Regions from separate parts of the Homo sapiens genome. Here region 2 is linked to region 1. Evidence: read pairs that join two places in POLR2A ChIA-PET (ENCODE). Cell type or tissue: PC-3. All regions are shown on one strand. Links, peaks and the distances in the headings refer to the core of each region. The heading gives the core; the rest is flanking DNA.

Region 1 (2,909 bases), core at 323-2,822:
ACGAATGTGAGCAAATGGGGCGGAAAAATGATTGAATAAATAATGAAGACATGGTGAAAAATACAAACGTAACAGTAAGGTGTCTAGGAAACCCCTAAATGTTTGGAAAATAAACAGCACACTGGTATTAGTTATCTATTACTGCATAACAATTTACCCCAAAGCTTAGTGGCTTAAACAAGTTTTTGTTTTTGTTTTTGAGACAGAGTCTGGCTCTGTCACCCAGACTGGAGTACAGTGGCACCATCTTGACTCACTGCAACCTCTGCCTCCTGGGTTCAGGCGATTCTCCTGTCTCAGCCTCCCAAGTAGCTGGAACTACAGGTGTGCACCACCACACCTAGCTGATTTTTGTATTTTTAGTAGAGATGGGGTTTCACCATCTTGGCCAGGCTGGTCTCAAGCTCCTAACCTCAAGTGATCCACCTGCCTCAGCCTCCCAAAGCGCCGAGATTACAGATGTGAGCCACCATGCCCAGCCAATTTTTGTTTTAGTTTTTGAGACAGGGTCTTGCTCTTTTGCCCAGGCTGGAGTGCAGTGGCCTGATAGTAGTGCACACTGCAGCCTCCATCTCCTAGGCTCAAGCCATCCTCCTGCCTCAGCTTATCCAGTAGCTGGGACTATAGGTGTGCGCCATCACACCTAGCTAATTTTTTTTAAGAGACAGGGTCTTACCATGTTGCCCAAGCTGGTCTCAAACTACTAGGCTCACGTGATCCTCCCATCTTGGCCTCCATGCAGGGATTACATGCATGAGCCGCTGAGCCTGGCCATTGAATTTTTAAATTACAGTCATGTCCCATGTAACAACATTTTGGTCAACAAAAGACTGCATATGTGATAATGGTCCAATAAGATTATAATACCCCATTTTTACTGTACCTTACCTATGTTTAGAGATGCTTAGATACACAAATACCACCTTGTTACAGTTGCCTACAGTATTCAACACAGTCACGTGCTGAACAGGTTTGTACACTAGGATCTTATTAGCTATGCCATATAGCCTAGGTGTGTAGTAGGCTACACCATCTAGGTTTGTCACTTACTCTATGATATTTATACAATAATGACATCATCTCACAACACATTTCTCAGAACATATCCCTATCACTAAGCTACCAATGACTGTTTCTGTGGGACAAACATTCAAGAGCAATAGCAGCGTAGTCCTAACTAAGAGTTGCTCAGTTTATAGTTGAGACTTCAGCCTCTGCTTCCAAGCTCACTCACCTGGCTGTCAGCAGGAGGCCTCAGTTTTCTTCTGGCTATTGACTGGGGACCTCATTTTCTTCCCCCTTGGGCCTCTCCATAAGGCTTCTCTTGACATGGCAGTTGGCTTCCCCTAGAATGAATGATTTGAGAGAGAAAGTAAGCAAGACAGAAGCCCCAGTGTCTTTTAGAAAAACCTACTCTCAGAAATGAGATACCATCGCATTTATTGTCTTGGTTACACAGACCCACCCTGGTACAGTGTGGAGGGGATGGAACCAAGGATGTGACTACCAGGAGGTGGAATCACTGGGGCCACCTTGGGGCTGGCTGCCACACACTCCTAAGTAACTGTGGGTCAAAGAAAAAAGCACAAGAGAAGTGAGGGGCTATTCTTTTGAAAAATATTACAAATATTTTCTCAATTTTGGTTTGTCTTTTTAAATTATGGTAGTTAGCCAGAAGCGGTGGCTCACGCCTGTAATCTCAGCACTGTTGGAAGCCGATGTGGGCAGATCACGAGGTCAGGAGTTTGAGACCAGCCTGGCCAACTTGGTGAAACCCCGTCTCTACTAAAAATACAAAAATTAGCCGCGTGTGGTGGCACGTGCCTGTAATTCCAGCTACTCAGGAGGCTGAGGCAGGAAAATTACTTGAACCCAGGAGGCAGAGGTTGCAGTGAGCCAAGATCATGCCATTGCACTCCAGCCTGGGTAACAGAGCAAGACTCTGTCTCAAAAGGAAAAAAAAAATTATAGCGGTCTTGGTCAAACATCAGCTTTAATGATAGCCAGATCTGTTAATATTTTCCTTAATGGCTTCTACATAGGTTTCTAGATAGGCTGTGAGTTTTGGACTTTGAAAAGGAAATGTGGATTACTTACATAAAGATGTAAGTAGATGATGGGGCACGGTGGCTCATGCCTGTAATCCTAGCACTTTGGGAGGCTGAGGTGGGTGGATCACCTGAGGTCAGGAGTTCGAGACCAGCCTGGCCAACATGGAGAAACCCTGTCTCTACTAAAAATACAATAATTAGCCAGGTGTGGTGGTGGGCGCCGATAATCCCAGCTACTCGGGAGGCTGAGGCAGGAGAATCGCTTGAACCCAGGAGACAGAGGTTGTAGTGAGCTGAGATCATGCCACTGGACTCCACCCTGTGCAACAGGGTGAGACTCCGTCTCAAAAAAAAAAAAGACGTAAGTAGAATAAGCTTCCCTCTGGCATTTAACAGAGATTAAAGATATAAGCCAGGGAGGAACCCCCTTTTAGCCTGAGAACGCATCAGCTAGGCAGTTGCCTACTTAATTATTTGTGAGAGTGACCTCTAAGGGATGATCATGCCCACAATAAGGTTTTTCTAAAACCCTGAGATTTCCCTCCTTTCGTGTTTATCCTTGAGGAAGTTTTTAGATTGATAAAGCCATTATATTCTCTTTGCATGTAGGTCTCACATGGGTGCATTTGCTTGGCAGAGTTTAGGTTGTATGCCTGCACCCTAGCTGAAAGGGAGGCTAGAAATGCTGAATAATGAAGGAAATAAGACAACAAGGAAAACGTTTCCCACAATTCCTCCACCTTGACATCTGATCGTGCACGGTGCTAGGGAAGTGGAGGCAGAATTGATGTCCTCAGCCCTGCTGGTATTTGGTTTTTATTTGTTTATTTTTTTGAGACAGCGTCTTGCTCTGTCGCC
Region 2 (2,909 bases), core at 102-2,601, 94 kb after region 1:
GGAAAGCAGGGGATGGAGGGCGGTCACCATGGTCGGGCTATAGAGGAGGTGGGGAAGAAGATAACAGGCTAAGGCCAGCTTGAGAGCAGTTTCCTTAGAGCACTGGCCAGAGGTCAGCCTGCACCAGTGCCCGTCAAGGCGGTGAGCTGGATGCCAAAGGCATTGAGGTCAGAGGGGAGACCCAGAGAAGACAGGGAAGTGGTGGCATGAGCTCTAAGAAGGGAGGCTGGAGCAAAGGCCTCAAAGTTGTGATCTTGAGGGGTGCTGGGGAGCAAGGAGTCCACCAGGCTCTCCTCTGGCCCCTGGGCAGGAGGCAGTGGTGTGTGGCCAGTTTGGGACAGCTCACAGAGCTGATTCCTAAGTTTGGGGGGAATTCTTTTTTTTTTTTTTTTTAGGACAGAGTCTCGCTCTGTTGCCCAGGCTGGAGTGCAATGGTGCGATCTCGGCTCACTGCAAGCTCCGCCTCCCGGGTTCAAGCAGTTCTCCTGCCTCAGGCTCCCAAGTAGCTGGGATTACAGGCACGTGCCACCATGCCTGGCTAATTTTTGGATTTTTAGGAGAGACGAGGTTTCACCATGTTCGTCAGGCTGGTCTCGAACTCCTGACCTCAGATAATCCGCCCACCTTGGCCTTCCAAAGTGCTGGGATTACAGGCATGAGCCACCGCGCCCGGCCCAGTTTGGGGGAATTCTATGAGCTGCTTTTAAACATAGCCATTACCAAAACTTAAGTTATATAAACTTACAGTAAAATAAATTCTATTAAGAACAAAGGGAATAAATACTCAAAACATCCTTTCCTAAGGATTTTCCTGCATCCACTGTCCTCAGTCCTGGAGGTTATTCACATCTGTTGCATCTGTATGGTGGAAATATGACAGAATTAACAAAGGCTGCTGGACATCTCTTCCCAGCTCTGTGTTCAGTGACATCATTTTGGTAGCTTGAAACTGGCCATGGTGGGGGTATTTACACCACAGAAATTGGCAAGCACCACAAACCAGAGCTTTAGCCCCCACCCCCAAGAGCCGGTTATTAAATGTTTACCAGCACTCCACTGGCAGAAGCCGTGCAAGACGGTGCAGCCTCAGAGGCAGGATGTTGGGTGGATCAGGAACTATGTCAGGGAGAGTTAGAGGAAGCAAGGCAGTGTGCATCCCTGAAATAGCAAAGCCAAGGGTGTGGCATGCACGATGGAGAGGTAGCGGCTGACTCTGCCCAAATCTCTTTCTACAGGTCCTCAGGGATCGCACTGGCCCAAAGCACTTGTGTCAGCTCACCTTCCAGCATCTGGCTCAGAGCCTCTCCCCATTTCTGTGATCACCGAGGGCTTCTTCCAGTTGTCCTGGGTGTCACTTGGACACCTTCCTGCTTGGCACAGTGTTGCTGCTCACGCTCTCGCTGTCCCTCTGGGCCTCTGGAAACACGCCTGCCCCAAGTGTGCACAGGTGTGGAGCTGCTCTTTGTCACAAGTCTTCAGTGATGAGTCACCAGTTCCCGGCGGGGGAAGAGTTCACTGGATACATGATAGTGTGGCCTGGGTCTCAAACAGCCTGGAGTAGGGATCACTGACCAGGCTGGAAGGGAGGGGCATACAGGGTGCCACCCTCTGACCAGCAAGTTTCCAAGTTATGCCAAGTCAGGCCTCAACTCAGGCAGCACCGTCTTCAAGGGAGAAGCCAGGCAGAGGGTCCCAGTGGCTTATAGGCCCTGAGGGGCAGGACCAGGGACCCTGGGTTTACTGAGGGAAGGTGGGGTAGAGGCTGGATAAAGTACCTCGGCCAAAGGCAAGAAGAGTGGGGCTGAAGGGCTGGGGCCTGGATTTGGGACGCCATTACCATTGCCATTCTCAGCCAAATGCCAGTCTTTTTTTTTTTTTTTTTTTTTGAGACAGTCTTGCTATGTTGCCCAGGCTATCCTTAATTGATCCTCCTGTGAGGCCTCCCAAAGTGCTAGAATTAAAGGCACGTGCCACCAAGCCCAGCCGAAGGCCAGTCTTTCAGCGCCTCAAAGGGGAACAGCATGATTAGAATGTGTGCACAGCTGGCCGGGCACGGTGGCTCACGCCTGTAATCCCAGCACTTTGGAAGGCCGAGGTGGGCGGATCACGAGGTCAGGAATTCAAGACCAGCCTGGCCAACATGGTGAAACCCTGTCTCTATCAAAAATACAAAAATTAGCCGGGCATGGTGGCATGCGCCTGTAATCCCAGCTACTTAGGAGGCTTGAGGCAGGAGAATTGCTTGAACCCAGGAAGTGGAGGTTGCAGTGAGCCGAGATTGTGCCACTGCACCCCAGCCCAGGCGACAGAGAGAAAAAAGCATGTGTGCACAGCCTCCAGGGAGGCCCTTGGCCCCAGGGTCTGAGGATAGGCCAATGGCCCTCCCTGGCCTCGGGCATCCCACCTGGGCCCTGTTGGGATGACTACCCTGGGGCTGTGTGGCAAACCAGCAAGGAGGCGGCTGCTGTGCGCTGAGCACCCTGGACAAGGCCCAGGAGGCTGCCGCAGAGACAGGGGAGGCTGGGGGAGGGGGAGGGAGGCAGGGACGGGGAATCAGCATCCCTGGGAGACCCCAGCAGCAGCCAAGACTCCAAAAAGGGCATGAAGTAGTGGTCAGGTGGAAAAATGCAAAAACCAGGCCAAAGAGGAGAGAAGTTTCAGATTTTGTGAAACCTCCCTCCCCCAGAGACCCTGGAAATAGTGACAGGGAGGAGACCTCGCTCTCTGACTCACGGCTATTACTGTGCCGCATGCGTGCACGTGAGTGGGCAAGGCTGCTGGGGTACTAGGAGACCCCAGGACCAATAACCCCCATCCTAGGAAAGGAAGCAGAGTCAGGCAGGGTGAGGCCATCCTCTGGGGTGAGGCCGAGGCCCAGGCAACTGGATGTTTGTTGTTCCCGTGGCTGA

Evidence for each region. ChIA-PET counts read pairs that join two places held together with the same protein. Peaks named below come from ENCODE experiments on the same cell type or tissue, not always from the same donor. Only the 100,000 strongest peaks of a DNase experiment are listed, where the experiment ranks them.
Region 2: POLR2A ChIA-PET joins it to region 1 with 6 read pairs; 3 of 35 experiments call an interaction of 5 or more read pairs at or near these places.

The regions. Positions count from the first base shown.
Region 1 is chr2:231,283,249-231,286,157 of GRCh38, forward strand. The region is part of intron 17 of ARMC9 (armadillo repeat containing 9); the gene reads left to right. Among named protein-coding and RNA genes, the nearest start is that of MIR4777, 78 kb to the right of the region's middle. In PC-3, for the core only: no CTCF peak of the experiment used is centred there; no DNase peak of the experiment used is centred there.
Region 2 is chr2:231,377,054-231,379,962 of GRCh38, forward strand. No RefSeq gene overlaps it. Among named protein-coding and RNA genes, the nearest start is that of MIR4777, 16 kb to the left of the region's middle. In PC-3, for the core only: no CTCF peak of the experiment used is centred there; DNase peaks (open chromatin) are centred at 1,158 and 1,478; H3K4me3 peaks cover 652 bases; H3K27ac peaks cover 2,500 bases.